Linked DNA regions of Mus musculus: regions 2, 3, 4, 5 and 6 are each linked to region 1. A link is a loop called in an ENCODE intact Hi-C map of the cell type or tissue named here. Cell type or tissue: left cerebral cortex. All regions are shown on one strand. Each heading gives the region's core, and the rest is flanking DNA. Links, peaks and the distances in the headings are about the cores only. Region 1 has its middle 2.8 kb from the start of Gm31610. Region 2 overlaps Tbl1xr1 (transducin (beta)-like 1X-linked receptor 1). Region 3 has its middle 3.0 kb from the start of Tbl1xr1. Region 4 has its middle 68 kb from the start of Gm31552. Region 5 overlaps Gm31813 (a long non-coding RNA gene). Region 6 has its middle 64 kb from the start of Gm31693.

What was found. Hi-C counts contacts between places; a loop is a spot of excess contacts. Peaks named below come from ENCODE experiments on the same cell type or tissue, not always from the same donor. Only the 100,000 strongest peaks of a DNase experiment are listed, where the experiment ranks them.
Region 2: it touches region 1 in a loop (4-fold over the local background); 2 of 42 quality-filtered maps call a loop at or near these places.
Region 3: a loop joins it to region 1, with 2.9 times the contacts of the local background. A loop is called at or near these places in 9 of 42 quality-filtered maps.
Region 4: it touches region 1 in a loop (2.8-fold over the local background); 2 of 42 quality-filtered maps call a loop at or near these places.
Region 5: it touches region 1 in a loop (4-fold over the local background); 9 of 42 quality-filtered maps call a loop at or near these places.
Region 6: it touches region 1 in a loop (2.1-fold over the local background); 2 of 42 quality-filtered maps call a loop at or near these places.

The regions. Positions count from the first base shown.
Region 1 is chr3:21,489,833-21,495,147 of GRCm38, forward strand. No RefSeq gene overlaps it. Among named protein-coding and RNA genes, the nearest start is that of Gm31610, 2.8 kb to the left of the region's middle. In left cerebral cortex, for the core only: a CTCF peak has its summit at 2,780; no DNase peak of the experiment used is centred there.
Region 2 is chr3:22,187,874-22,193,188 of GRCm38, forward strand. Tbl1xr1 (transducin (beta)-like 1X-linked receptor 1) reads left to right here. Exons shown (of 16, transcript NM_030732.3): 4 at 493-638; 5 at 1,895-2,117; 6 at 3,042-3,174; 7 at 3,519-3,660; 8 at 4,147-4,210; 9 at 4,297-4,394; 10 at 5,235-5,295. Among named protein-coding and RNA genes, the nearest start is that of Tbl1xr1, 110 kb to the left of the region's middle. In left cerebral cortex, for the core only: a CTCF peak has its summit at 2,834 (motif pointing left); DNase peaks (open chromatin) are centred at 2,833 and 3,658; H3K27ac peaks cover 300 bases.
Region 3 is chr3:22,070,988-22,076,302 of GRCm38, forward strand. It overlaps a transcript of Tbl1xr1 not described here. Among named protein-coding and RNA genes, the nearest start is that of Tbl1xr1, 3.0 kb to the right of the region's middle. In left cerebral cortex, for the core only: no CTCF peak of the experiment used is centred there; DNase peaks (open chromatin) are centred at 2,376 and 3,973; H3K4me3 peaks cover 871 bases; H3K27ac peaks cover 864 bases.
Region 4 is chr3:20,888,056-20,893,370 of GRCm38, forward strand. No RefSeq gene overlaps it. Among named protein-coding and RNA genes, the nearest start is that of Gm31552, 68 kb to the left of the region's middle. In left cerebral cortex, for the core only: no CTCF peak of the experiment used is centred there; a DNase peak (open chromatin) is centred at 2,344; H3K27ac peaks cover 160 bases.
Region 5 is chr3:21,932,043-21,937,357 of GRCm38, forward strand. The region is part of intron 3 of Gm31813 (a long non-coding RNA gene); the gene reads right to left. Among named protein-coding and RNA genes, the nearest start is that of Gm31813, 30 kb to the right of the region's middle. In left cerebral cortex, for the core only: a CTCF peak has its summit at 2,926; DNase peaks (open chromatin) are centred at 2,917, 3,636 and 4,050; H3K4me3 peaks cover 1,346 bases; H3K27ac peaks cover 2,312 bases.
Region 6 is chr3:21,636,160-21,641,474 of GRCm38, forward strand. No RefSeq gene overlaps it. Among named protein-coding and RNA genes, the nearest start is that of Gm31693, 64 kb to the right of the region's middle. In left cerebral cortex, for the core only: no CTCF peak of the experiment used is centred there; a DNase peak (open chromatin) is centred at 2,941.

The DNA.
Region 1 (5,315 bases), core at 699-4,698:
AAGAAGTGCCTCTCCTCAGTAAACTTAACTCTAGATGAAATGTTCCCTTTGGCCTCCTCAAATAAAGCATGGTGTCTTAGTCAGGGTTTCTATTCCTGCACAAACATCATGACCAAGAAGCAAATTGGGGAGGAAAGGGTTTATTTGGCTTACACTTCCATACTGCTGTTCATCACCAAGGAAGTCAGGACTGGAACTCAAGCATGTCAGGAAGCAGGAGCTGATGCAGAGGCCATGGAGGGATGTTCCTTACTGGCTTGCTTCCCCTGGCTTGCTCAGCCTGCTCTCTTATAGAACCCAAGACTACCAGCCCAGAGATGGTCCCACCCACAAGGGGCCTTTCCCCCTTGATCACTAATTGAGAAAATGCCTTACAGTTGGATCTCATGGAGGCATTTCCTCAACTGAAGCTCCTTTCTCTATAATAATTCCAGCTGTGTCAAATTGACACAAAACTAGCCAGTACACATGGTTATAAACCAAATCCAAGATGACCAAATTATTTTCAGGTAGCTTCATTATGATTGAAAGTAAAACATAAGAATGTCTATTATAATAATACCAACGTATACACATAAAATTTTAAAAAAATAAATCTTAAAAAATTGCTTTAACATCTAGTACCAGACATGGAAACACCACAATGTATGGTACTGAATCAAAAGGTAGGGATCTGGGGAGTTAGCTCAAGTGTAAAATACTTGCCACATAAACCTAAGAACCTGAGTTTGAATCTCCAAAACTCAGAAAAGTCAGACACTATGGTATCTTGCATATTTGTTCTCAGCATTACTATGGCAGGATGGAAGGTGGAGTCAATAGAATCACATGAAGTTTGAAGGCCAGCTACCCTGGTAAACATCAAAGAAATCTTCAGAGACCCTTATCTCAAAGGTGTGGACCTACATGTAAGATTATCCTCTACACTCCATACACATGCAATGGCACATTCAGGCCCCCACTCCTACTTATGAACATAAGCACATAATACCATAAGTGTGCCAAAATTTTTAATATTATTCTGGACACAAGGAAGAGGAATACCATCAGTTAAATCAAGGAAGGAGTTTACAATCAAACGATTCAAAAAATGTGATAAAACTATTGGACAAAGACTTTTAAAAGTTGTTTTAAGATTTTTTTTTTAACTCAGAGAGAGAGAGAGAGAGAGAGAGTGTGTGTGTGTGTGTGTGTGTGTGTGTATGTACTGGTACCTGCAGAAGCCTGAAGATTGTATCCAATCCACTGGAGCTGCAGTTGTCAGCTGTCTGATATGGGTGCTGGGAACCAAACCTCCTTCTCTTTGAAGAGCCCCAAATGCTTTTTAACAGCTGAGCCACCAGCTCAGTTTGTTTGTTTGTTTTGTTTGTTTGTTTGTTTGTTTAGTGGTTTCCTTTCTCTGGTAGCTCACTCCACTAATTCATGTGTTTTGTCCATGTTTGCCATTGATCGCTTGGTATGGTTCCACCATGTTGTGGTGTTAACATCCTTCAATGTATCTGTTGGCTTAGAGAATTATAACATCCAAGCTGTGGGCTGATCTGCATCTGTTCCTTTTTCTTATGGTCCTGATTTATGTTTCCTCATTTTACCATACAACCTGGAAGTATCCACGGACTTAATTACTGTCAAGTAAGATTATATTATTTCTTTATAGTTCTTATTTTTATTACTACTTATTATGTAATTATTACTTAGGTAAAACATAATAGAGACTAAAAGTCCTATATAAACCATGGCCACCATAGCAGACTTCCCTCTTCATCATCATTTCTGGCAATGTATAGCACTGGTTCACAGTAAACTCTGTTGAGTCTCCTTCTCGTGTAGCATTGTGTTCATCTAATCAGACTAGGGCTAGAGACCCTCACTCCCTTCGCCCAGTCTTGGGCTGTGAGAACATGGGAGGCGCTGATCCTCAGTGTTCCCTGGTCCAGCCTCTAACTATAAGCTGCTGAGAACTCATTCTGCTTTTAGCCCATGCTCTGTAATGGAATTTTTGTCTGGCTTGCCTCAATCAGTGTCAGATTTGCTTCTCCGCTAGGAGAGAAGGGACACATGGGGCATTCCCCACTGTCTGCCTTGGAGTTTGATTCATCTAGGTTTCTTTGAGTCCCTAAGACCTCTCTGGTGGATTAAAAACATTAGTTTTGTAGATATGCTATTTATTTTTGCTGTTAAGATGACAGCCTCAGTCTCAGGGGAACATTCTCCATCTCAACTGGAAGCAGATGTTCCAAGGAATTTGTGTCCTCAAATGAGCATCCCAGCACAGCATGCCCATTTGTTATAATGACAATAAAGGCAGTAGGCAAAACATAGGAGGAACTGTGTTAAGATTTTATATTTGGTTTTCAAAAATATAAACTCAGGATGGAAAGGTAACTTGTTGGTCTCATGTGTGCCTGACATATGTGGGGCACTAGCTCAGTCTCCAGCACTGCCAAAAGTAGTTCAAAAATATAATATCCGTGATAGTTTATGACATACAAGAATATTAATAAATTGTATGTTGAATGCTTTTTATTGACAGGAGCACATATCAATTCCTCCTAGATAGGGAACTGATAAAAGAACAAAGAAGCAAGACTTCTGAAGACTACCTTAGTGAGCCAGTGAGTTCTATGAGGTTCCTTACAGGATCATGGCTGATTCTCTGACAACTGTATCACAAGAGCCCACATCAGCTAGGGAGACGATTCAAAGAAGCTGTGGCCCCATGCTCCTTCCTTGCCCAGCGTGAAAGCACTGTAGCTGATAAGTCCTCTTCTCCAGCAGATGTCTCCTGTTGCCTTTGTATCCTTGGGGAGGCTCTTTGTCAATCTTGTAACTTTCTGATCTTCCTCAGCTTTGTGAATTCTACCAGTTTACTTCTCATTCCCTATAGAACAGAATGTTTCAATTCAGAAAAATTAGATACATCACATGTCTGTAATGAACATATCACAATATATCTTGACCTATATCAAATTAATATCGTAAGTAAATAATATAAAATAACTAGTAGTATGTCTAATACACAGCATGAAGATAATCATGAACACAGATTCATGAAAACTGACACCAAGCTTCTGAAATTAGTTGTTGCATAAATTATTTGCATAACAATTGTTATATTGTTGCATAAGTTTAACATTTTGGCATAGGGAGAATTTTCTACCACCCAACTATAATTAGAATAGATTTACCAAAAGTTCCTACACAAAGTCCCAAGAACTCTACATATCTCTAAATCTATTGAGGGTTTCCACAGAATACAAGTAAAAGTCTAGTCTACTCTGGGCTGCCTTCCCCAAACATTGGTTCTACTTTATGAGGACATTTTAAAAGGTATGTGAGTACGTGTGAGTGACTGTGAGTGAGTGTAGGTGTGAGGGTGTTGTTGAGATGAATTAGCAGTTAAGAGCACACATTCTGCTCTTCCAGGAGATGTGAGTTTCCTATTATCAGTGTAAGGCAGCATCAGGGTGTCTGACACCTACTTCTGGCCTCCAGGCAACTGCACGGACTTGTACGCACACACATGCACGTGCAGAGATTTTTCTATTAGGGAACTAAGGCAGCTATAGATGTAATTTCCCAGAGCTCCTTCAATTAATTTAATACAGAAATGGTCCCAGAAGCCCTCCAGGCCTGCCTGTCCCTTCTTGACACACTCCTGCCCCGTATCACTGCTGGTCTCCACCTCAGTAGTGGATCTCACTGTGCAGCTGTAAGGGCTTAGGCTTGGGGTTGATGAATGGCTCCTCTAGTTTCACAGGCTCTTGTGTGGCATCCAGGGGACCCAGGTGAGACGGTAATCACCGGTGTATAAATGATTTGGACACTGTAATTTCCCCCTGCGATTCAGCGTGCTTTCTCTCGCTGATTTATTTAGAATGGGCTCCACTACATCTTCTAACCTTGCTTCTCTTTGAGTACCAATAAATGTCAAGCAGATTAGACAGAACCATTACTCAATGGGCACATTTCTAAAATCTGCACAAAGGTGAAAGCCTGGCAGTTTGAGATGATTGGAGTATTTACGGGATGTTAAGAAAACATCTGCTTCAAAATTCAGAGTTTCCAAAGCCGATGTGGTGTTTTATTAGGGCTTCTACCGCCACTCCTTACTACAGAAAATATTAAGCCATTATTGTGTGAATGAGTTTTGAGTACCTATTACATGGAATGGGCTCTACAGAGACTGGCTCTCTAATAGCCACTTACAGTGAACAGGCTTTGCTTTTATCAAAAGAGAAGAGAATAGAGTGCACCTTTACAGTTTTGCTCAATGACAAACGTGGCTAGAAAGAGGCTTGTTTGCTAGTGATTCTTTCTCCCTTTGGTACTGACCATTAGGATTAAACATCTAACACTGGCATGAAATCATAGACAAAAGGTGGTTAGAGTTCACTGAAACATGTCTGGAATTTTCCTTTATTTTAACTGTTCTCATAGTGATTATTAAGCATGAACTACCTCATCTAGTCTTTGGAAGAATCCTACCAGTCTGAGCATGGTGGTACAGACCTGTAATCCCAGCATATGGGAGACTGAGGCCAATCTGATACCTAGCAAGACCCTATTTCTAGATAAGCAAATAAATAAATTGATCAACACTGAAGAATACTTTGATAAAGGTAAAATTATTGCCTGTGATATAAGAAGAAACTGAGGCCTGAAAGGATCAACTAATTTGCTGTTCATCAAATGTTTAGTAGGTGGGAGAGCTTGAATTTCAGCCCAATAGTTTAAATGCTACCGCTCTGTTGTAATTGTTGTATAGAGAATAGTCCAGGTTGAAATCATAGCAACCAGAAAAGGCTCCCTACAAGACCCTGAGATGGAGACACTCAGGAGTCATTCTAAAATCACACTGTACAGTCTTCTGTTTTCTGAGATTTAATCACATCTGCAGGATTTTCTTTAGGAAATATTTGCAGATGGAGCAGCTATGATCCTTAAAAGGAGAACATAAGCAGAGCTGGGTGTGAGGCAGTCCTTGTTTCCAGTCTGTGATGCAAATCCTCCATGTAGTTCCATACACTCCTCAAGTGCATGCGTGGGCTCGCCAGGGCAAGCCACACCAGAAACATGGGTGAGGAGGAGGTGCCACCTTTGTGCTTTTACTTGGTGCTTTCCATTTCTGAGGAATCAGCCACCAGATTAATCATTTATTAATCATCAATTTCAGTGCTGTGTCTGTGAAATAGAAAAGCACGGATTGATCCTCAATGCACATTCTGGCAATTAGTAGCTTTTGCCTCATAACTAAACTGTGAGGTGGGGGAAGGGCGCACACTAAACCGATTGCCCTACTTAGGCAGCTACTG
Region 2 (5,315 bases), core at 450-4,449, 700 kb after region 1:
CTGCTGGCCCACTCACATCGGCTGCCCCAGGCTGCGTTATTTTGTCTTGTTTGTGTTGTTTTCTAGTTTGGATTTATTTCCTAAGTCTTTTTTTTTTTTTTTTTCAATATGCCACAGAACTATGATGTGTCGCATGAATCTTGGTTTGCTTTTGTCTCATGAGGCAGGTGAAGTGTGTTGTAGCTCACAGCTTCTCAGGGTTTGGCATTTGATGCATTTTCTTGAGGAAAGTTGTATTACTGTTGTACAGTTAGAAAACCTGAAGACATGCAACCCATTAGAAGCCACATGTACAGTAGCCGAGAGCAAGGGAAAGTAAAAGGCTGGCAAGTTTCTCTTTTAATATTTTTATTTTCAATCATTTCTTAGTTGTCCATTTACACCGTCAAGTGATGATATGTAATTATAAAAGATAACAAAGTTTTTTCTGTTTGTAATTTAATGTGATGTTACTAGCAACATAAGTTCTCACAGTGTTTCCTTTGCTTTTAGGATTTTCTCATTCTGCGTTTACCTTTGGTATAGAGAGCCATATAAGTCAGTCCAACATAAATGGTGCCCTGGTTCCACCCGCTGCACTCATCTCTATCATCCAGAAAGGCCTGCAGTATGTAGAGGCAGAAGTTAGCATAAATGAGGTAAGGCAGATGAGTTCCATTTCAAACACTGATTCTGATTCTTAAATGTGGTTGTTTATTGAGTATCTGACCTTGACTTCATGGGTTCAGACAGATTAAAATTATTCTTCATAACTGTACTGGTCTTCATACCAGCGGATAATTTCTGTAGACTATTCCTCTGCGTGTGTGTGTGTGTGTGTGTGTGTGTGTGTGTGTGTGTGTATGTATGTAAGCAAAGGAAATCATGTTTAACACATAAGTAATTTGGCTGGAGAGTACTAAGAACAAACTGATGGCAAGGACATAAAAAAACACTGTTAGTTTCATGTACCCTGATGTTGGAAGCCAATTTATTTATAATTGATGCCAACATTGATTCTCAGAGCTTCGTGTCCAAGGTTCATGTGGAAGTAGTGTGTTTATTTCTGGTGTTGGCATGCTACTTGTGCCTGAGGCCATCTTACCTGCTCCCTGATTCTATAAATTAGCTTTGTAGCACAGCCGAGCTCATTTAGTTCTGGACTGTCACTGGGTAGCTGCTGGGAACATGAGGCGCTGTAACAAGGACCTTACAGCCTTTAAAGCATTCATAAGCACACACTGCATGTTCTTTCTGAGTAGAACTTTGTTGTAGCTACAATGTTTAGTGTATGGCCGGAATATGTAGAGGTAAACACATGCCCTCCCCCCCCCCCCCTTTTTTTTTGTAAAAGTAAATGAAAAGATTTTAGCTGTTTAAAGTAGTCCAGTTCCCTTTTGGTATCCTCAGCGGTGGGTTACCACATTGCCACAGTTAGCATTATCTGTGGGTCCCTTCATTTACTCCTAATGTCAAGTTTGTGTATCACACACATCTAGATGACTTCTGTGTATGATCATCCTGTAATGTTTAGAGAAAACCAGTAAGGTCAAGATCTGCTCCCGGTCAGTACAGGTGCTTTCCTTTATTCCAAGGCCTGGATCCCGTGGTATGACATATTCATATTGGTCAGTGTTTTTTACTAACAGCTTTTCTTACCTGGATGTTATACATTATCATTTTATTATCTTTAAGCTTTTGTGAATGGCCTCTTGTATTGGTTTGTCTTTGTGCAGAGTTCAGCAGGACCTCAGTGACAGTTGGTGGCTGTTTGCATCTTTGTCATTCTTGCCCCCTTCCTCCTTCTTGCTCACGTTCACGGTTTCCTTAGAATGAAGTTGTTCATTTTGTTAATGGAATGTTTGTTAACCTCATGACTACATCTCATTTTTCTTTCCCGGTTTTCCAACCCCAGGATGGCACCTTATTTGATGGTCGACCCATCGAGTCTCTGTCCCTGATAGATGCTGTTATGCCCGATGTAGTCCAAACAAGACAACAAGCCTACAGAGACAAGCTTGCACAGCAGCATGCAGCCGCAGCCGCTGCCGCTGCTGCCGCCACTAACCAGCAAGGATCTGCAAAAAATGGAGAGAATACAGCAAATGGGGAGGAGAATGGAGCACATACCATCGCAAGTGAGCCGAGAATGCTTGGAGATGCTCAGCACACACTACTGTTCTCCATTGCCCCATCCTTAGAGCTGTACTGATAGCCAGTGTTTGTCTTTACCCCCCAACATGCTTCGCTTAGTCAGGGTTTCTATTCCTGCACAAACATCATGACCAAGAAGCAAGTTGGGGAGGAAAGAGTTTATTCAGCTTACACTTCCATACTGCTGTTCATCACCAAGGAAGTCAGGACTGGAACTCAAGCAGATCAGGAAGCAGGAGCTGATGCAGAGGCCATGGAGGGATGTTCTTTACTGGCTTGCTCAGCCTGCTCTCTTATAGAACCCAAGACTACCAGCCCAGGGATGGCACCACCCACAGTGGGCTTTCCCCCCTTGATCACCAGTTGAGAAAATGCCTTACAGTTGGATCTCATGGAGGCATTTCCTCAACTGAAGCTCCTTTCTGAGTGATAATTCCAGCTGTGTCAAGTTGACACACAAAAACAGGCAGTATAGTGCATCACACAGTTCATATTTTCTACCTAAGATTCTAAAAAGCTAAATACACTGAATGTTTGTTTGTTCCTAAATGTTTCTGAAACCCCTTTCTACTCTTAAGTGAACATTGCATCTGCAGTTGATTTCTAAGTAAAATTTCTAGTAGTCCCTGTTATAAACATCCAGCAAGGCTCTGATGGTGAGCAATAAAGATGACTCATGCTATAGAAATGATATCAGCAACCCCTACTGGCAGAACTCAGAATAGTATTGTTACAGGCTGTTTAATTCAGCCATGCTGAGGTATAGCCCTTTTTCCCCCTTTCTTTTTTTTACCACTTCCACATACACATTCTCTGGGCATAAACACTCACACTTTTAAAACTAGTACAGCCATACTTGCTAGAAATGTGCTTACCTTCTGACAGAACTGCTACTTCTCATGCTGCAGATAATCACACTGACATGATGGAAGTAGATGGGGATGTGGAAATCCCTTCCAATAAAGCGGTTGTGCTTCGGGGCCATGAATCTGAAGTTTTCATCTGTGCCTGGAACCCTGTTAGTGATCTCCTGGCATCAGGGTAGGTTTTTCAAAGAGCTTTCTAGCTGTTGAGTATTTTGTTGTTTTAGACAGGATTTACTCTGTAACCTTGCCTTGTTGATGCACTGTGTCCTGGGATTATGTCACGTGCAGCATGACAATGGCATCTAAGAATACCTCAACAAAAGGACTGCTACATAGATTTCACTTTCCGGTCATTTTACCTTAGTAGGTTAGTATTATTACTTGGTAGGAGCTCTAAAAGAGAAATATTAGAAATGTTTATATCTGGTAGTCTACTTCTTATTCAGGTGTTAAATGTATGGCTTGGGTTCTGGAATGCTTGCTTATATGAAGACTTAAGCCGATTTTTTGACTCTGAAGGTCTGGAGACTCCACGGCAAGAATCTGGAACCTCAGTGAGAACAGCACGAGTGGCCCTACGCAGCTCGTGCTTAGACACTGCATACGGGAAGGAGGGCAGGACGTGCCCAGTAACAAGGATGTCACGTCTCTAGATTGGAATGTGAGTGTTTTGTTCTTGCATAAATGGTCTGTGAATGAAGACATTTGAGGACTTGGCATTATATAATCTTGAAATTAGATCCCAATTTTAGCTTCAATCTGGCCCCATATTCCTAAAATCCTAATCAGAATTTAGGAGTGAATTGTAGGCTTTGCTTTTTACTTCTTATAAAAAGCATTCTCATGGTATCATTTTTATGTTGTCCTTCCTGGTCTACACTTGCCCCATCCTCACTCATGGTCACCTGTGAAAATGTTCTGCATAGGGACTGCAGTCCTGCTCCACAGCACTTCCTGCCGGTGCACACACTGGGATTGGCCTGTCCGAGAACACCGCCTTCATTAGGGGGTGGGGGTTTGCCAGCCTTTGTTGGCACTTACACATAGATCAGGGTCTTTTGTGCCTGGGACTTAAACAGGCAACATGTGTGTAGTAATTAAATGGCCTTTTGAGTTGTGTAATAAACAAAATGTGTTTCTCTGCCAGAGTGAAGGTACACTTCTAGCAACTGGGTCATATGATGGATTTGCCAGAATATGGACTAAAGATGGTATGACATTTTCTAACTTTATTGATGTTCTAAATTTAAAAGTTTGAAGTAATTTTAATGTGTGTGTTTGTTTGTTTTTAATTTAGGTAATCTTGCCAGCACCTTGGGGCAGCATAAAGGTCCTATATTTGCATTAAAATGGAATAAGAAAGGAAATTTCATCCTAAGTGCTGGCGTAGATAAGGTAAATGAACATTCAGCCAAGCTCTATCAAGAATATATTTGAAAGTAATATTTTTTTCTTTCCTGCTAATCACTGAAGCAGACTTGAGTTCGTTCAAGCATGAATTTGTCACAGTACTAGAAATGTCTTATATTGTCTACTTGTTTTCCTGAGTCTGCTCATTGTATCTGTGTTGCTATGACCGTTCCTCATTTTCTTCTGGGGTTTGACTCTCGTGAAGCATGGAATGAAGTTCTTGGTGCTTCTCAGGCTTTCTCAGGGGCAGCCGTGGCTGTTTCCATCAGCAACGCCCAGGCTCTTAATCAGTTGGGTAGTGCTGGGGAAGGAGACAGGAACTGGCTGAGACTCATATTTTCAGTGAACACTTTTAAAAGGGAGATGAAGGATTCGGGAAAAGCCAGCACTTGGCACTTTCATAAGCAGTTTCACGACCTGCTTTAAGTGGTATCAAAATGTAAACGGCCTTTGGGGGCGGGGGCGGGGGGTTCATAGGAGGTCCAAGTAAAAGAAATCTTTTAGTGGTGATTTTACTATAACAAGCACTTTCCTCCTTATAACTCCTGAGCTGGAAAATCTTGCACCATTGCAGTGATAGCCATTAAATAGTCTAATTCAATGCAGACTCTTTGTTGACAAACAAGAGTTGTTGTAGGAAATAAGTTGGCGAGAAACCACCACAGAAAAGTGAAGCTGCATCATGATCCTTTTTCCTGGGCTGCTGTGAGGAATAAAAACATTGCCTGTGGAGTTCACTACACAGCATCCTTCCGCCTTGATACAGTCAGGTGTCCATTCTGCTGTTCAGACACTCTTTAACTTTTCTTCTCCTTTTAATCTCAGACCACCATCATTTGGGATGCGCATACTGGTGAAGCCAAGCAGCAGTTTCCTTTCCATTCAGGTAAATCAGCTGATGAGCGA
Region 3 (5,315 bases), core at 517-4,516, 580 kb after region 1:
TGATAAATACTTGTTGAATGAATAGCAAAACTGTCAACACAGTATGAGGGTTTACATGCTGCCAGAACAGTACAAGACTGTCAATAAAGGTAGATGGTTGGTAAGACAATTTGCTATGTATGGTTGGCTTTCTGCTCTGACTGAATCACAAACAGGATACAACCAGCTACTTCCATATTCTGAGAGATATGGATAGTTTATGTGTGATTTTCTCTTTCAAGAGTTTTATTATTTTAACAATTATATGTGTATGTTTCCTGGAACTGAAGTTAAAGGTGGTTGTGAACTACTTGGCATGGTTTCTAAACTGATAAGCTGCCTTTTTAGCCCCCTTTCTTCTTTTGGTTCTTGAAGACAGGGCTGCTGTCCTGGAACTTGATTTGTATGCACACAAAGCTGTCCTCAATCTCAAGAGATTCGTCTGCCTCTGTCTTCCAAGTGCTAGGATCAAAGGTGGCCTTTCTTTCTTGATACAGGATCTTAGCTAAGCAGACCAGGCTGGCATGGCACTCCCTATGTAACAAGCTGACTTTGAAATTGTGCCAATTCTCCTGCCTCAGTCTCCCTGAGTACCATTTTTTAATAATATCTTTTTCAATCTAATTTTATTATTTGTAATGAAATGGAATGTCCATTGATCTAATTGAAGTGGACACTACTCAGAACAGAACATAGCCAAATACCAGATTCTCAGCACAAGGGAGGTTTATTTACTGCAGAAAGATAAGTGGGATGCCTCTGGATTGGGCAAAGACAGGTACGGTGCACTGGTGCATAGCCATTTTAGGGGCTCTAGCGAGGGAAAAGAAGATCCTCCACAGGGGTAGAGTGACTGTCTCCAAGAACAAGGGAGATGAAGTAGCAGGCTTTTCCTCGTGTAGCCTGGTGGGTTTGAGAGACCATATCAGGACCAACACCTATGGGATCTGATCATAGGTCAAGGAACACTGTGACAAAGTCAGGCTGGTGAGAAAAAGTCACAAAGTGTATGTACACCCTACACAGATGGAGAGAGCAGCTCAGGTGCTGAGCTGCGGTCAAGCTGCTCGTTAGTCTTGACAACATAGTCTGGGAGCCCAAGAACCTCAGAAGAACTGCAGGAGGCAGAAGGAAACAGAAACCTGTCAGTGCACCGGAAGGATGCCTACAGAAGCTGGGCAAGGATGAGCCACTCAGGGCTAAGGTGAATGAAAGGTGTGCGTTAAAGCACTAGGCCAAAACTTGTGGTTCTAAGCAGCTGCATACTGTTCTTGTAATATTTTAATTATATGGGCTACACAATATAAACATTTTAAAGCATCACAGTGCTTAAGATCTTGCTATATGTTCCTTGGGTAAAGTATTATCAGAGCAAGACGTCACAATTTGTTTAGCAAGAAAGTCTGTGTGTGTGTGAGAGAGAGAGCGTGAGCGAGAGCGAGCGAGTGAGAGAGAGAGAGAGAGAAAGAGAAAGAGAAAGAGAAAGAGAAAGAGAAAGAGAGAGAATGAAAATAGTGATGATTTTTTCAGGCTTGATAATAGTTATCTTTACCAGATGAGCAATCTCTTAGGCCCTAAAACTTCTCTCTGTGTCTGTCTCTCTCTAACTCAAATGGCTCAGACTGTTCTTGAACTCCTTACATAGCAGAAGACGATTTGAGCTTCCGCTCCTCCTGTTTCTACTTCTGGGGTTCTTGGATTATGAGTGTAGAGCACCAGCTTTGCGTTAGGCAGTGCTGGAGATGGTTCCTAGGAGCAAGGCAACCATTTTACCAACTGGATTACTAAGAGATGTTTCTTAATGTGCCCCTTCCCTGTACAACTTCTTAGTAATAACAACCTGTCCTTTCTAGAATCTTAACATTTATATTTAAACCACTGAAAATTGGTAACATTTTTTCGAGAATTTGTCTAGGTCTAATTATTGCTTGAATTTTGCCTTTGGTTTTGTGCTGGAAATGTTGGAACGGCTAAAGGCTGATGTGACAAACATTTCATTCTACACTTGTGTGCAGCCCATTTCTCTGAGTCTCTAAGATGCAGATTCTGAAGAAATATTTCAGGGGTTAAGAGTACTTGCTGCTCTTGCAGAGAAGCAAAGTTTGCTTCCTAGCGCTCTTGTTGGGTGGGTTATAACTGACTATAACTCCAACTTCAACACACACACACACACACACACACACACACACACACACACACACACGGAGTTGTGTAACAGTCTCTTTGACATTAAAAAACTCCGTCCAGCCCTAAGCTCAAGCAGGGAAGTAAACAAAACTACTATCTTTAAGAACTTCCTAAAACTGACCAGATTCATAGGGAAATAAAAGCTGAGAGTCTCTCTCCTAGAAAGGGAAGCTCAGTTGCTAAGACTATGAGACGAGAAAAGCTGTACACCAGACTCTGAGACCAGACCAGCTGTCTGGGAGAAGCAGAGACCAGCTGAGCTGCCTGGAAGAGGTTTACAACAATTGAGGTACACAGAAAGGACACTCTTTAGCCTGTTGAGCTGTCTGCACACAGTGTGCTCCAGGTTCCCAGCTTTGTGACCTGTCACCCATGTTAGGGTGGGCTTTGGTGATGCGGCTGTCTTTGAGTCATTTCTTTACCTGTATAGAACCCCAATAAAACTCATTGGTCACCAACTTGGAATTTGTTGGTATCTGTACTTTGGTTTGTTGTGGGTTCCCTTTCGGGGATGAATAGATGAGTGTTTAATGGAAAAGTTTTGTTTTACACACACACACACACACACACACACACACACACACACACTTTATATGAAAGATTAGAAAAAACAAAACATAAGGCTCAGCTAATTCCCTTAGCAGGGAGGCTCAAGCATTTTTCACATTTAGGCTTTGTGTGTGTGTGTGTGTGTGTGTGTGTGTGTGTGTAAGGAGAACATCTAAATGTTAGGACTCTGTTGATTGTGTGTGTATTAAGGATGTGTGAGTGACAAGTGTGAGGTCAGAGGACAACCTTCAGGATTTGGCACTTACCTTCTTTATTTGTGGATCAGGGTATGTAGCCTTGCCTGGCTTGGTCTACCATGTAGAACAGACTGCAACCCAGACATCTGCCTGCTTCTGCCTCCCACATGCTGGGATTAAAGTTGGGCCTCAAGGGTCTCATTTGTCTCAGGTTCCTGACTCCACTCTTGTTTTAGAGTAGGAACCCCAGCAGGTGGCATGTCAATCTGCTGACCTTCAAGGCCAATTACTGTTTAATGATGGTAAGAGATCCTCCTAGCTTCTGGGAGGGTGAGGTCGGAGGATTGCCAAGGCTTTGAGATCTGGATGAGCTATCCAGGAAAATCCTCTCAAAACCAACCAACCAACCCCCCCCCCCAAAAAAAAGATCAAATAAACCATGAATGCAAAACCTCAAAACTTCCAAACAACAAGCAAACCAGAATAAAAACAAAACAACAACAAAACCCCAAAAGCTTGAAGGGCACTTTACTGGAGCAAGTTTAAGGTACAGGTCCCCAACTTTGGCGGCTTCTGTCATGACATTCAAATAAAGTGGTTTCTGTCCTAAGACAGTGCACCTAACAAACGAACAGATTCTCACCCTCGTTGTCCCGTGCACAGAGACCACCTTGAGGAAGCTAGCTCAGAGTCTAAGAGCTTCTGGCTGGAAGGAGGGTGGTCTTTGGAAGAGATGTCTCCTGGGAGGCTAGGAATCACTTGCTTGTCGCTGACTGTAAAGACTGGTGAGCATCCTTAGCCACTCAAAGTGTGGCTTGATTTTCTTGTAGCTGTTGTCTAGGTCCAGGGCTGGGAACCAGCTTTCCCCACCCATCCCACCATTTTAATGGGCGTTTCGGACAAAGAACCTGCATTGCAGTGTGAGGTTTATGTTGAGCAAACAGCATACCGTAAGTGGACAGCTCTTACACAATGGTAAGATACTAAATGCTCTGGGCAGCTGAAGGACGGAGGCAGGCCTCGTCTTTGGCTTCCTCAGTGCTGTTTCCCTTAACTGGACAGAAGTGTTTTGGAAACCCAGTATAATCTACATTCCCATCAGGTGACATTGTTTAATCTAACATTCCCTCTTTCACAAGTGACAATAGCTCCGGGGACACCCAGGCTCAAGCTTTGAACTTTTCTGGTAGAAAGGGCGTTTGCAACTCCATAGACTTTCTTTGGTGCCTTTCCACCTTCCAGCTACGCCTGTCAAAATAGGTAACCGCCTCCAGGGAGGGGCCAACAGGGGAGAGTCATTGACCTTGGCTGAACCAAATCTAATCTAGTCTCGGAGTTTGTTAGGCTGCACAGTCTATAGCTGTGAAAGTTACTTCAAATGATACTTTGTTTGAAAATTTATCTTTGAAGCACTAAAGGAAGACCACTGCTTGACAGGAATACACGTTTCCAAATGTTTTGACAACTTGAAACTAGAACCTTTCACCAAAGAAGGTTGCAAAGTATTTTTAAAGATAGTAACAAAAAAGCAGAGTTTCAAGATATATGCTAGAATTAAAAGGAAGGGTGCCTCTTACAGCCCAGGTTTCTGAAAGGCTCAGGAAGGTCACCGCAGTATTTTAAAAATCCTCGGCGCTCCGGCAGCCACATTTTGACATTATTGGGCAGCCAAACTGTACTTCAGAAACCGCCTTCACGTGCCAGACGCATGCAGAAAGTAGATAATATAAACTCCCGTGGATATCACACCGCGGTGCACACTTAGTGAACATTCATTCTGTCTATGGCTTTATTTTCGCGCAATGAGAACTGATCCATCAAACCTTCCCAAAAGACCCGCAGACAAGTCGCACATTTGGGCGCACAACTTCAATTTCAGCTTTGCGTTTTCACCAAACCCCTCTCGCCGTGCGCGCTGCGCGTCTCCCCACGCGCGGTGCTCCGGGTCCCATCCTAGAACTCGCTCACGGCAGGCGAAGCACCTTTCCAGGTACGCTCCGGAGCGGGCGTGTTTACGCGCATCCAAGTGTGCGGCACTTTGAACGCGGAGTCCATGTGGAGCCCGCGCCGAGCTCCCGCAGCTGCCGGCCGCCTCCGGGGATCGGAGCGGCCGCGGCTCGCGGGATTGCTGCGGGCGAAGGGACTCAAGCGCCACCCAGGCAGCGGGACAGCCCCGGCTGCGGGCTCTGGAACGAATGCGCGGCGAGCCCAGCCCCCAGCGCCGCGAGCGAGCGAGGGAGGCTGGGTGGAGGGAGAGCGGAGCGAGTGAGGAAGCCGAGTGTGGAACGGCTCGTCGGCCGCCACCCCCACCGCCACCGCCGCGCTGCCTCCACCGCGGCCCCGCCCCTCCGCCGCGCCCCTCCCCCACTCCGGCGCTCCTCCCTCTAAGTTCCCCCTCCCAGG
Region 4 (5,315 bases), core at 649-4,648, 600 kb before region 1:
TTTAATAGCTGAGTAGTACTCCGTTGTGCAATTGCACCATATTTTCTGTATCCATTCCTCTGCTGAAAGACATCTGGGTTGTTTCCAGCTTCTGGCTATTATAAATAAGGCTGCTATGAACATAGTGGAGCATGTGTTCTTGTTATATGTTGGAGCATCTTTTGGTTATATGCTCAGGAGTGTTATAGCTGGGTCCTCAGGTAGTAACTATGTCCAGTTTTCTGAGGAACCACCAGACTCATTTCCAGAATGATTGTACCATCTTGCAATCCCACCAACAATGGAGGAGTGTTCCTCTTTCTCCACAGCCTTGCCAACATCTGCTGCCCCACCTGTGGACCCATCCCATATATAGTCACCAAACCCAGACACTATTGTGGATGCCAAGAAGTGCATGCTGACAGGAGCCTGATATAGATGTCTCCTGAGAGGCTCTGCCAGAGTTTGACAAATACAGAGGTGGATGCTTGCAGCTAACCATTGGACTGAGTACAGGGTCCCTAATGGAGGAACTAGAGAAAGGACTGAAGGAGCTGAATGGGTTTGCAATCCCATAGGAAGAACAATAATATCAACTAGCCAAACCCCTCCCCCTGACCCCATGTCCGCAGGGTTCTCAGGAACTAAGCCACCAACCAAGGAGTATACATGAAGGGCCCCATGGTTCCAGTTGCACTTGTAGCAGAGGATGGCCTTGTCAGGTATCAATGAGAAGAGAGGCCCTAGATCCTGTGAAGGCTCAATACCTCAGTGTAGGGGAATGTGAGGGTGGCGAGGGGGTATGGGTGGGGAAACACTCTCATAGAAACAAGGAGTGGGTGATATAGTGGTTTTTTCTATGTGTGGAATGACAATATATCATTTGAAATGTAAATAAAGGACATATACAATAGAAAAAAGGAAAAAAGAAAACACAGACCATTTTCTTCCAACATACCATGACATAGAATGTACACGACCATTTCAAATAAGAAAAGGTGCATAAAGAGAAAATGCTTGACCAAAGCAAACTCCAAATTCTCTATCTCCAAGCTGATGTCAAAGTGCTCTTCAGATCTCCAACTCCTTTCAGCTTTGTTGAACTGAAAAACACTTTTATCTCTTGAGCTGTTAGCACTGGCAGGTATTTTATGACTCTGGTATCTCCAACATTTTAGGGTCTCCAGCAAAGTCCAGGTTTCACCTTCTCAGCTTCATGCAATGGCCTTTCAAACTCTTCATGTAGTGACTGCCTTGACAAATGCCTGGTGTCATTGACTTTACTTAAATGAAGAGAAAGATTTCTAAGCGCCCTTTTCTTCTTGACTGTAAAGCCAGAGCCAGGTGGCTGAAGCTACCAAGATTTTCTGCTTGAAAGCTATGTACTGACCCATAGTCACATACCTTCTAATATTTGCCAGTAGTCCAACAACTGTGAACTAAGTATTGCAATGTATGAGTCTATGAGGGCCTATCTTACTCAGACCATCAGTCTGTAAGTACAGAATCAACACACTTTCTCTTATTTTGCCATTGCTTCTTGCAGTTTCATGTTCCATCTGAAGGAGTTGTTTTCTCCTTAATTTTTAACATGATTTGAGCTGTGAATAACAAGGGGGACATATATTTTTGGCTTTTGTATTTCTTTGTTTATTTTGCATTTAAAAGCTGTTTCTATACTCTGTTCAGGCTATTATACTCTATTGAAAAGTTAGTTCTCAGTATTGCTATTGTTAATTATTACCACTCTAAAGAAGAGTTAGTAACATTTTGTATTTTTCTTAGCAGTTTGACTATGACATCTTTTTACATTTATATTTACTTGTTGCATAGAGATGATTGAATCTACAATTTAATTCTGTTGTTTAATTAGAAACACTTGGCAAATATTTCTTCAAATATTGCTTATTTTACCTTATTTTTGTTTCTCCTTCCTTTGGGAACTTAAAAACAAAATGTCTTCCTGAGCCTAGATTATTGCTCTGTGCCAGGGTCTTACCCTTTAATGTCACTTTCCAAAATAGAATATGTCAAGAATATGTAAAAGACCACTGACCCCATCATGCTATGACTAAACAGCCAGTTCTTGATAGCCTGAGGTCTTATGTTCCTAGTAGAAATCCAGGCTTGCCCTTCAAATTCCCTCTCCTTTGGGGAAGTAGATTAGACTGACCCCAGTTTACTGACAACATTTTAAAATACTGCAATACAAAAGATTTTCAAATCAGCAGTATTTATATGACTCAGCTTTGTGAAATTATAGAGAAAGTGCTACATATTTAGAACTGTCTAGGGCAGGGGGAGGACTCTGGAAAATGCTCATAAGACTTAAGTAGATGAGAGTTATAAGAGAATATTAGAACAGAAAGGGGAGTGATCCCCAGAAGTCCAGCATATTTATTAGGCAACTGTTTCCGACACCACTGTCCACCGAGAGAGAAAGCTGTGCTTCTTGTGTCATGGGAGTTACAGTGCTAGGTAAGCTGCTAACAGATGGTAGAAGGGGAGTTTGTCACCAAGAGATCACTTCTGAACTGTATGAAGGCTGTACATACAGAAGGTCATTCTTTTAGAATTCAGGAAAATGGCAAGGTTTCAGGTATGGTATTTAAACGATGTTGTACTAAACTACAGCCTTCCCCTTAAATTCATTTTGCAATATTGGTACTTTTTAGCACAGTCATTCTGTAAATTTCCAAGCATCTATAGAGAAACTATCCCTCCATATCCTGACTAATGAGTAAAGTTAGAAATAAATTTATATTATAAGGATGTAAAGATGGTTTAAGTTTATCTAATTGGCCCCTTCGGGTGGTTTTTAGGGGGCCATGCTGACAATATCTTTGGAAAACTGGCTTCTTCTAGCTTCATATAATATAAATATTAACACTCTCTCTCCTCTCTCTCTCTCTCTCTCTCTCTTTCTCTCTCTCTCTCTCTCTCTCTCTCTCTCTCTCTCTCTCTCTCTCTCTGTGTGTGTGTGTGTGTGTGTGTGTGTGTAAAGGGGGCATGTGTAACACATTGTACTTGAGGATGACAGATTAAAACTTGCAAAAGTCAGTTTTTTTCATCCCAAAATGCAGATAAAAGAAAGAGAACTTAGATTATTGGGCTTGATGACAAGCTATCTTCCCCCATGAGCCATCTCAGCAGCCCCAAAGCCTTTAATTGTATGAGGTTTGGGCTCTACACTATAGTCTTCTTTAAGAAAAAAAAATCATTTTAATTTTTATTTATATGTATCTATGTGTGTATGTCTATTAGTGTACAACATGTGCGTACATGCCCCTAAAGTTCAAAAGAAGGTGATGGGTTAGAGGGAAGCCATCATTTCAGCCCCCACTGAGAGAAACAATCTGGAAAGTAAACTAGGTAGTAAATATTATGACCTGACATTCTCTCCTTGCCGACAAAGTCCTATTCATAAACTAATGGAAAAAGAATTTTATGTGATTTAGAAGTGCTAAAAAATTATAGTTTGGGGAAGATATAGATTGGTTCCCAAAAGAGATCTTTGATAACCAGGCTCTTTGGACACACATAGGTCACTATTACCATCTCCTGCAATAACTTATACATAATCATTGGTATTGAACTATGTATGTCATTACAATAAATGACAATAAATGTTTACTGACTTTACAGTCAGAAATAATATATAACAAGTAACTTAATGAACATTGTTAATGAAAAAATAACATTTATTGAGTACCTGTATATTTATAGTACTCTCGCTCAATGTGACATAACTAGGCCAAGAGTAATTAAGCGTATCCTTTTAGGACATTAAATGTTTTCCATTTTATCTAAAGAATCAATATTTCCTCTCTCTCTTATTTTACGTTATTACAATTTTTAATATTTTCCTAATTTAACATTCTTATGAAGCTTTGTATCTTTAGAGGTATATTAAAATCTTTAAAGAGCATTATCCATATATAGCTCAATATAAATCATTCTTTATAATCAAGCTATATGTATAAAGTAATTTAGGGAGACTCTTAAAATGGAAGAAAACCTCACACCACATTCCAAGTAACATGGGTGATTTATTTTATTTTTATTTTCAGGAAATACAGCCTACATGCTGAAAATCATTGCTCAATGCCAGATCCCATGTAAGGAAGTTGGGTGTGGTAGTTAATGCTTATGATTTTAGTTGTGAAAGGCAGAGACAGGCAGATACCTGGGGCTCACTAGCTGACTATCCTCACCTCCTTGTTAAATTCCAGGCCTTTGAGAGATGAACCATGCTTGAGGCACAACAGCTGAACTTATTCTCTGGTTCCTCCACACACATTCACCTGCCATATACACACATGCATTTGTTCACACAAATAATTCTCTCTCTCTCTCTCTCTCTCTCTCTCTCTCTCTCACACACACACACACACACACACACACACACACAGAGAGAGAGAGAGAGAGAGAGAGAGAGAGAGAGAGAGAGAGAGAGAGCACAATAGTTAAGTAAAACTGTTCAAACATAACCAGTTGAAGTAACCAAAGAGGCATTTTTCAATGTTTTACACCAATATGATTTAAAATTTTATATTACTTTAAAGTCAATCTTAAATATGAAAGTATACTTTATAGTAACATTCTTAGGAATCTCTGCAAGGCTCATGAACAGGATATGATCAAGGCAAAGTTATCCACTCATCTTTCAGCATCTTCCTGGCTTCCTGTGGGAGGAGAATGCTTACCTAATTGGAGGTATGATTAGAGTTTGACATTCACTTGTGAATGCCTTCCTACTGGACACAATTATGATCATAAGCATGGCAGTGTTTTAATATCGCACTGCATATGAGACCTTCCTTGCTGAATGACACATTAAAAACTCACTTTGTGAAATGAGAACAATACTATCCAGTGAGGTTCCTGATTCACCCATGGCTGCAGGCAGCTAACATGTAGATTGCATGTTGTTTTTCATTTTTTTTTTCTCTTTAAGAACAAGAGTCCTTGTTTTCCTTGTAAATACAAACTGGAGAAGACCTGAGAAGTGACTATTTGGCAGACATGCCTGTCACAGCATCTCTAACTGCCACTGCCACTGACAGCAGTCACCTGTGTGCATTCAGTGGAGAAACACTTCGGCAGATTTAAAAAGAATTCTGTGGGAGTTTTGACTCCCAGAATATCTAACTTTTTTTTTCTCTTGTGGAAATGACTTCTTTTCTGTCTCTGACATTTTAGTGATCAGAAGGCAGCTGGTCTCATCTAAAAACAACAATGAAATGCATGTGACTGGAAGATAGGGAAATGCTAGTCTATGTTTGAGAGAGCTGTAAATTGCCATGGTGTTTAAAAAGCTTGCAAAAATTAAAATA
Region 5 (5,315 bases), core at 764-4,763, 440 kb after region 1:
GTGAAAAATTGGCATTGCCATGGTCTTCCTCAAAGAAAAGGGCATAGTTGAATACTCTGCGCCTGGCCCATCTAAAAGAGAAGAAGCCTGCGAATCAAAGTACACCCAGTGCTAGCCAGTTGGCAAATATTTGACAGAAAAGGTTCAGAGGGAAACCTCTGTTTTCCAAAGAAAATAGAGAAATACCAGAGTCACTCCTGACCATAGATGCTCCAAACAGAACACGGGGAGGAATGACTTCCTGTGGTAGGTTCTGCACAAACCAGCTTCTAGCTTGTGTCCCTCTAAACAGGCCGGAATCGAGAGTAAGAAGGTGATTGCCAGGTACAGAAAATCATCACCCAGAACCAGATGGATGGAGTGCATCCTTGTCCAACAATTAGTCTTTTATCATCCAGCTGTGGCCAGGAGGGGCTCAAGCAAAGACAGGGGGATCAGATGAGCTAGCAAATAACCGTGCTATTCGACATGTCCAACCCACTTCAAGGGGCCACATGTAGCAGAGGGTAACAGAATGCATCCCAGCACCAAATCATAAACTTATTTTGATTGATTGATTGATTGATTGATTGATTTGATTTGATTGTTGTGTCCGGCCAGCGGATCACAACCTGGGTTTTTGTCTGGAAAGGCATTTTGGAAACCTGGAAGAGAAGAGGGGCTAGGTGGTGAGAGAAAGAAATGTAGCTAAGACAGTCATTCTGATCAAAGCTCAGTTGTTACTGTTGCAACACTCAATTATGAAGGAAGGGGGAGGGGACCCGATTCCCGCCGAATAATCTCGGGGTCCAGTAGTAGGGTGAACACGTGGTGGCACCAACAGCAAAGCGGCATGGTCCAGCAGTGGGCGTGACAGAACAAATGAGCAGGAAGCTCCACCCCTGAGCAAGCAGGTTTCAGGCTGGGGGAGGGGAGACTACATTTGATTACTTATATTTTTGGTTGTGTGGTTCTTTAGCATAGACTTTGTTTAGACATACCTGGTTTAAGAGACTCTCCACCCTGAAAAACCAAAGAGGCCTGGCACAAGGTCAGAACTTCTCGTTGTTAAGCTGTGGGAAACCCCTAAATAAGTAGTCCAAGGCTAGGTAAAGGGGAAATACATGTACTGTCTACACTGTCCAGAGTCAAAGGAGACTCCGTTCTAACCTACTCTTTCAGAGAGTCAGACTTAGGTAAAACTAGATCGTGCAGAAAAAAATTTCAAGAGGGGCCAATAGGAAATGGAGTTGGATATTCTTTAACAACAGAAAAGACAAGCACTTCGGGGTTGGGGGAATAAGATACAACAGAGCTTGCTTATGGATATGGGCTCCTCGAAGAAGAGCCTACATTATTGCCTTAGAATAGTCATATATATGATATATATGTCATTGTGTGTGTGTGTGTATGTGTGTGCATATATCACATATATGTATGTATGTATATATATATGTATGTACACACACATATATACACACATATATGTATGTATATATATATATATGTATATATACACACACACACATATATATAAATGGTTGCATGATTTAAATAAATCTTATTTATTTCAAGGAATTTAGATGAGATCCCAGAATGGTTCCTGGGCACCTTATGACAGGATTACAATGGATAAGATTAACATAAACCCTGAGTTACTGGGATATTAGAAGAAAGGATATTTCCACTGCAAACCAAATTAACATCTTTTACTTCTAGAAATGTATTATCATATATCTCCACGATATATGTATAAAGGTTCACATCCCAGGCTGTGCATGTATAGGTAAAAGAAGAAGTCCGGAGTTGGTTCTCTCCTTCCACATGGGTTCTGGGGATGGAACTCAGATCTCCAGGCTTGCAAAGCCCCACCCCCACGTCGCTACCCACTGAGCTGTCTCACCAGCTTTAACAGTCTTGTTTGTAAGCGTTCCAAACAATATTCTGTAGAGAAAAATCAAGCCATCCTCAAGATAATGTAAGCTTAGGACTTAAGCATGATTCATTGCTAATTTGGCAAAGTATTTCTATGTGAAAAGAATCTTTGGGGTGGGGAGAGGGCTCGGTCAGTATAGCACTTGCCTCACAAGTGTGAGGACCTGAGCTTGATTCCCTAGAACCTACACAGAAAGTCAGGCATTACCATGAAACCTGCAGGATGGCAAAATGGGAGGTAGGAGCAGGCAGGTGGGCGGACCCTCTGGCCATCTAACCTGGCCTACTTCAGGGAGCAGACCAGAAGCTAGAGGTAGGACGCAAGTGCCTTTGCTGCATTTGCTGAAGACCAGAGATGAGTCCCTAGTACCTATATCTGGGAGCTTTCAACCACTGAAAACTCCAGCTTCAGTCGATCAAACATCTTCTCCTGACCACAATAGACCCTTGCACATACATACATACATACATACATACATACATACATACATACATACATAGAAACACCCATACACAAAAACAACAAAAAACCTGAGAAACCCCCATCTCAAGCAAAAACTGGGGATCACCTGGTGAAGAAGGACACTTGAGGTTGCCCTGTGACCTTCACATGTTGGGCCTTCAGACACATACACAGGAATATTGTTTGTATGACAGCAACTTTCACAGCAAATTTTAACTTTAAAAAGAAAAAAAATCTTGCTTTCGGCTGGCTAGAGGTTTCAACTAGGCCCCAAAATGAGGGTTCATTTTCTTCCTGACCCCATAAGTTCCACTTTTCTGCACGTCTCACCATTTCAGACACTTCTAGGGAGGGCTATCAGGGGGCCATCTTGGAGATTTTTTTGCCCTGACTCCTAGCTTTGTGCATCCCAGCTGTGGCTGGATTTGAGAAATGGCAGCTTCAGATTGCTCTCTGTCAAAGCATTTAGGGGGAAGTTGCCCTAAGGTTCTGAAAGGACTGGCTGCAGGAAGAGAAACCCTTACTAGTGAGAGGCTGTCTGCTCTGCTTCCTCCAGGGGAAACTTAAGGACTTTAGATCAGGCAGCTCCCTGCCGGGAGCAAGGGGGGGCGGGGGGGGGGGGGTGAGATCAGGCGAAGGAGGGCCAGCCCTTCCCCTTGTCATTCTCCAAATTAGGGCTGGCTGCCATTATTTTTTTTCCAATTAAAAATACTGAAGAGAACTTAAAGGAGACCAGTCCTGTGTCTGTAAATAAATAGCCTGTTTGGCTATTCAGAAAAGGCACCATGTTGCGTGAGTTATTGGATGTATTGTCTTTAATATGTGAATGTGTTCTCTAAAACAAAGTGGCAGCCATCTATACAATTAATTAGTATCAAAGCTCCTTTCATGTACCCTTCACAGCAAGGGGGAGAGAAGTAAACTACTTAAACGAATAAACTTTTAAAAAGAAAGAAAGAAACCTAAATAAATAAATAAACCCCTCACTCTAGGCAAAGTAACCCCCGGAACTTATGATAAAGAGATCTTAATTAACCCCAAATCCATCTACTCTTCTCTGCTCCAGAACCGAAACAGAATGCTAAGGCAATTTACTCGGAGAGCAGTTTTGCACCATAAATCTGGGCCATGTTTTTCTGTGCGTTTGCCCTGCAGTAAGCTTAAAGAGAAACTCAACCACCAAACAGCCTTGGAGGCAAAGCAAAGCCCTAATCACCCGCAATGGTGATTGCATAACACCCGCCTCCCAACCCCCACTCCTAAGCATCAAGAGGCAGGCTTTGGCTTCTGGTTAGAGCACATGCCTTTCTTTTTTTTGCCTGTGTGAGAATCATTGAAAATGCTCTTTAAGGACCAAAAGTCAGGGCACGTGTGTTTTCAGAAGAAATGGAGGTCACTTGAGGGTGACTTCTGAGTACATCCCCCAAGCCAAAATGAATCTGTATCGATATCTAAAGTGCATCTGCTTTTAGAGCAGAAGCCACCATCTGTTCCTAATTGGTGCCCTGGAGGTACTCCCTGTGGAAAAAAAGGGCCTGGCCGCAGCAGCCGCGCCTCCCCGGGGCTGCAGACTCCGCTCGGGGCCTTGCTGGTGCAATCGAGTGCTCCTCTCTTAGATAATGCCAGGTATTCTGGAAAGTAGCCGTGTAATAATACACAAACCCCTGATGATGTCAGCGTGTTATTGACTTTCCAAGTCTGAATGACTGAGCAGAGGAGAGGGGGGGTGGGGCGCCATCCATCCGGCGGCGCAGAGACCAGCCGAGCGAAAATGGGCTCACAGTCCAGCGGGGGAGGGGAGGCGCGGCGGCTGCCTGGCCAGGCTGGATGGATCTCAGCCGCATCAGGATCGCCTTCACCGAGTCAAGAGGGGGCCTGGGCTAGGGAGAGGGGGGTTTCAATGTTATGTTTAGCCAAATATTCCTCTGGCCGATATAACTGCTACCACCACCTACCTCCAAGCGCACACCACGTGGCAGAGCAGATTACAAAGCTAGCAGCAGTCACCAAGGTAGGGGAGGTTGGAAAGGCCTTGCCCCATCCCGCCCCCTACACTCCAACACGCACAAGATACTGTCCTCAATATCTGGAAAGCTCCAGGTCCCTTTTTCCTGTAGAGTTCTCTCTTCAGAGAGCCTCTACGAAACTGCTCCTCAGCTCTGGTGACATTTTGTGGGTCATGTTTTACATGTTTCCTTACAGGTACACAGTGTGGGCTCCTGTTCCCACCTTGCAAACTGACCATCGGGTACTCGGACCATGTTCAAGGCTAGGTTAACAATATTTGCATTGAAAGACCCAGAACCTCCCCTCCCCCGACTTTTGCTACCAACTAGGGTGGGGCCTGTGCCACCCAGCTGGTGTCTCCTTGTCTCTAGAGCCCTGGCTTTTCTTTTAGCACTCTCGCACATCCAGCATACCCAGCTTGGATCCTGGCTGTCCCCTGTCCCAGACCAGAAATCGGCTTCCCCTGCCCCAGGTGTGTGCAAAGGCCACAAGAGTCTTCGCTCTGGAAGGGGAGGGCGGGGCCTGTGCAGAAAGGAAAGCAAACTCGTGCTTTGGAGACAGGGGGTCTATTCAAGGCTTCTGAGCTTGGGCTCAGGGCTCAACCTGTTTGGTGGCCACATCAGTGAAGTTGGGACAGCCACTGTCCTCTCAGCAACTGGGGAGTCATACATCTAGACTTTGCAAAGGTCTCTCTGTCTCCCTTTTTTAAAATGGGCCACTCTTTCTTGGGAACATTGCACTTGTCGGGTCAGAGCCCCTGTCCCTGTTTCTGAAAACAGTGTACAGACCCTTGGATTCCTAAATTCCACCCCCTTCTGATGCTCCAAATCCACGAGGATCCCAAAAGAATCACTTAGTGCAGGGGGTGGAGACCACACTGGGCCTAGTTCACCCCACTCTCCTACCTTGCCCTAAAGGATTAGCCTAGGAT
Region 6 (5,315 bases), core at 716-4,715, 150 kb after region 1:
TATACCAAAAATGTCACATCAACATGACTATCTAAACAGGAGCTGAGCAAGCATAACAATGAACATGCTAACGTGGACGGAGGAAAGACCCAGAAGTCTTTTTTTATTGTCTAGTTGGAGTTTTCATTGCTGTGAAGAGACACCATGATCAAGGCAACTATTATAAGGGGCTGGCTTACAGTTTCAGAGGTTCAGTCCATTATCATCATGGTGGAAAGCAAAATAGTATCCAGGCAGACATGGTACTAAAAGAATAGAGTTCTACATTTTGATCTGAAGGCAGACAGAGGATGCTATCTTCCAGAGACACCAGGAGGAGCATCTGTATCACACTGGCCAGACTTGAGCATATATATATGTGATCTCAAAGCCCTGCCTCCACAGTGACACACTTCCTCTAACAAGGCTACACCTTCTCCAGTAAGGATACCTCCTAAATGCCACTTCCCATGGGGCAAGTATATTCAAATTACCAGTTATCCAATACCAAATTATCAGTTCTAAAAACTATAAACAAGTAACATTATATAGACTGAGCAGGTTGCATTTGTATATTTAGGAATATATGCAACAATAATCAAAATGGAAGCCATGAATTTGAAAGAAATCAAAGAGGGTGACATGGGAAGGTTTGAAGGGAGAAAAAGGAGAAAGAAACTAATGCAGTTCTATTATATAAAAGGAATAATTTTACAAAGACAAAATTTATCTGGACAGTTATTTTAAAATCATATATAATTTCTATTAAATCTTTGAGATTTTCATGCAATGTATCTTGATCATATTCATCAACAATTCCTCCAAGACCCATTCCTTCCTACCATTCCCTTCCAAAATTTGTGTTCTCTCTCCCTCCCTCCATCCTTCCCTTCCACTCTTCATCCCTCTTCAGGAAAGATTATTTTTCAGTAGATGTTCTGGACTTGTGGCTCTTATGATCATTCCGCTTCCATCCTGGGTCTTAAGTGTAAAAATTATGGAAATTAATCAGTTAATGCTGATCGCTTGTGGGTTATGGGATGATACATATGTCCTTGCTGCTTTCTGAAATGTTTAGTACAATGGGTGAATGTACAATACCTCATAGTTGAAAAACAAAACAAAAGTAACAGACATACACACACACACACACACACACACACACACGAAAGGGTTCTGAGCGCATAAGAAGCATGGTTATATGACTAAGTCATACTGTATGCATGTATAAAAATATCAGAACCAATCCCATTAATATGTATAAGGAATTATGCTGGGAAATTTAATTGCAAAAAAAATGATTAAGAACAATGCATTTAAGGGATTAGGCATATATCTAAGCAGCTGCTGTGCAGTGTGTTGTGATGAGGACATCAGCTCTGTACTCTTGGCTGGAAGATACTTTCACCTATGATAGCCTGTGAACAATTTGAATCTAAGTTTGGCCCAAGGATCAGCCTCACAGAATTCCAGTGAGCAGCCATAAATTGACAAAATAAATACCATGCCCACTTAGACTCATAAAAAAACTTAAAGCTTTTGTTCTGTTTTTTTGCAAATAGATAGGAAATTTGAAAAAGAAAGGAAGAGAGAAAGAAGGAAGTTGTACTTCCACAATGACATCGCCCCACATTCCTTCAGACAGGTAGGCCTGCAGGGACAAGTATATGAAAGGAGGCGGGACGTGGAGTGCAGGAAGCAGCAGTGTAGAAACAGTTCCAGGAACAGAGGAATAAAAAGGCACTAAGTTAGAGGGTAGGGTGTACAGTCTTCCTGAAAGGCGTGGGAAGAGAAGCCAGCCTTACCATAAGGAAAGCAAAGCTGGAACTTTAATTCCATACTGGATCTTTAGCCAGTTGTTCTAACAACAGGACCCTCCAAAGTTATATGTTTGTCTGTGTGACCAAAGCTTAGCCTCAACCTCAAGGATCACTCCACATGTGACATTTGTCATGTTTCTTGAAGCCAGGGTCTCTCATTTGGTCAAGGACCCATCAATTCAGTCCGGGGAGACATGTCCGCCTCTGCCTCCAGGTGCTGAGATGACAAACATGCTGCTGAACAAGACTTTCTCATATAGGTTCTGAGGACCAAGCTCAAATCATCATGCTTACAGGACAAGCTCTTTACCCTAGAGCCATCTCCCTGGCCCAGAAAGTTTGATTGCAAAATAACACAATTTAATAGAGGTGAAGGATGCTCAGATGCTATTTGCTACTGGGGTACAAACTCAAACATACTCTTAGGTCAGGCAGGCCAGAGTTCAGGAAAGTAACGTGAGGTCATCTAGTTAGTTCTGCCCTCATCCAGTTGGGCCTTATCTCCCAAGTCTAACCAATCATTTTTATTGGAAGATATACACTTCTAGTTTTTTCAACAGGAGCTGAAAAGCTGGATTTAGAGCAACCCCCAAATTTGAAATGTTACCAAGGGCAAACGCATTCTTTAAGGATAATATTGTAGAGAGGCCACATGAAATAGGAAAAGTTATAGCTGTCACCACAGCCCCTTTAATTTATATACCTTCAACACATTAAAAAAAAAAAAAAAGAACCTGTTTAACCTGTCAGTGAGAGACAGAACTTGCTGTACCCCAGTCACCAAGGCTTAATATATATTCAAATATAATACCTACATATGCATATATGGTATGATTATATTTCATAAAATTGTATCATATACACATGCAGAAGTCTGTTCACATGTGTGTTTGTGAGTTCAGTAGAGTGTTTGCCACAGTGTATACATCACAGTGCATGTGTCAGAAGACAACCTTTGTATCAGTCTTCATCTGCCACCTGGTTTGAGACAAGGGTGAATGACAGGCAAACTGCCAACTGTCTCCACCTTGCACTTGCCCACAGCGGCTTGCAGGACTGTGTCTGGCTTTTTGCATTGGTTCCAGGAAACCTTATTCAGGTTATCAAGCTATACCCACTGAGCCGCTCCCCAGCCCACGAGATATATTTTTAATGCTCAAGCTGTGACAAGCAAGCCTAAAGCCATCTTGCATTTGTCAAGCATGACTGCTGATGTTGCCAGCTATTGGTAACGTGCCCAAACATGCTGCATGAGGTTCTTTCTCATTTTACTTCAGAGGTAAAGATTATGTGTAATGATGCCACCTGTCCAGTTCCTGTCATTGCGGTCACCATTCAGGGGAAGGCAATATGTGAATCTCAGTGTCTTCATGACACTTTTATAATCTCTGGGTTGAACCTGGACAGCGGCATCCATTTTCAGCCACTAACTCTGCCTTTTCTCTAGAGAGTTTTTGCAACGAATATTGCCTGGGCTTGATTTCAGTTGTGGACAAAGAGTTATCAGGATAATGCTGGCAGCTTCATCAGGGTGTATCCAAATAATAGAAGAGTCATATGGAAAGGGAAAAGGTTTGTTCCTACAGGTTTCCAAAAAATAGGGGGAGGGGGAAGAAAAGGCTGGACAAGGAAGAAAGAAGAGACAGAAATAAAAAGTATCAGTGAGACTCCCCAGCTGCCTTTCTCACAGCCCACATGAAGGCTCTTCATCCTTTTGATCAAAGTGCAGCACGCATGCCCTTTCTGTCTGTGTGCAGATCGGCTTAAAGGGAGCTCTGCTATTTTAAGGTGGGATTGTTTGAATTTGACTTTAAAAGATTAAATATTTCAGTTTCCTTTTGCACCGTGCCCCAGAAGGGAAGCAGCAACTTAAACCTGAAGAAACAATACTCAGGAAGTGGCGCCTCACGCTCAGAAAGGTTTTCTAAAGGGAAGAGGTCTACAGCTCTCTTCACCAGGGAGAGGGAAGCAAGGGTCCTGACCTTCAAAGAACAAAAGAACAAAGTCTAAGGAAAGTCACATCACAAATGCCACAATAAAATTATTTTTCAATTCCCCAAAGCTCTGATTTATTTCGCTTAGGTAGATATTGTTTCCATCCATTCAATATTATAAATGTATCCATTCATAAATTCATTTAACTTCTCAAACTCAGAATAGTTTCCAAAGAGAAAAGACCATTTTGGATCGCTGGCTAAGGTGTTGTGTTTCGTTTTGTTCTGAAATTGGTCATTTTAATATATTTCCAAGTTTTCTGGTAAAATAGAGTGGTCTTTTCACTTAAAAACCTTTTAACCACAACTCACTGTATGTGTGAGGATAACTTAGACTCCCTTTTCATTCTAGAATATTCTATTCTCTATTCTTGTGGTGAGCTAAACACATCTCTACTTGACCAAGAAATATGTACCTGGGTCACACGAATTGTACCATTGCCTCTTAATCAACCCATTCGACCATTTCTGTGTGTCAATATCAAATTCACAAAACAAAACCTCTGATTAAATTCCTGTTGCCCTTGTGGGTCCAGAATTTGAGAAGATTTTCATATGATTTTTGATCACCTATTTAAGAAGACTGCTTCTCCCAAATATGAAACAAGAATTTGATGTTTCTATACCCATTCTTTTCTAATTTCTACTTTGTTAAATAACAGCAGTTTGGGGCTGGGAAAGTGATCAATAATTAAGACAAGTTCAGTTCTCAGCACCAGCCCTCATCTGCCTGTAGCTCCAGCTGTAAAGGAATCCACTGCCCTCCTATGCTCTCTAAAAACACTTGCATGCATGTTTACTCATGTCAAAACACATACAAATAATTAAGATAATTAGATTTATAGAGCTTAATAATTTAAAATCGTATTTGAAGTTTTTCCATTATGCTATATGATAATGAATGGCAATCAATGTACCTCTGGTGTGAAATTATGAGGTAATCAGTGTATCACTGTGCAGAATGATGATTCTTTTGCCAGGCGCAGAATGATTTACTTGTCAAGCAGTATAAAGAACATGACATCACACTTGGAGTCAATGCAATTCAGAGCAGCTATGAGAGGTGAGAGGTAATCGAGGGCTCTTCCTTGCCCCGATTCAAGGCTTTTCCTATTTCCACTTATTTTTAATTTGTTCTATTAGTTCTTTGAAAATTTTGTGCAAATGTCTAGAGTCTGGAATGGCCATCTTTTGAAGTCAAGCAAGATTTCCAGTGGTAGGACTGGATTGCATTTGGTTAAGTTGTTAGGCGAAGGGGTCCCATGGAGATGTCTAACAACCCAGACTGGAGCTAGGACAAAGAATCACTCTCTGAAAACTGACAATGGGACTCCACTGCTGAAGACACCATCTACACAGCTCACTGAACATAGAGAGGTTGAGTTGGTGCCTGCATTAAGCCTTTATTACTACTGTCTAGTGTCATTGGTATGTAAAGGGACTCTTCACATTAGGGAAAGAGAAACCTGGATACCAACCCAGTTATAAAACCCTCAATCTACAATTTGTCCTGCCAGCAAGA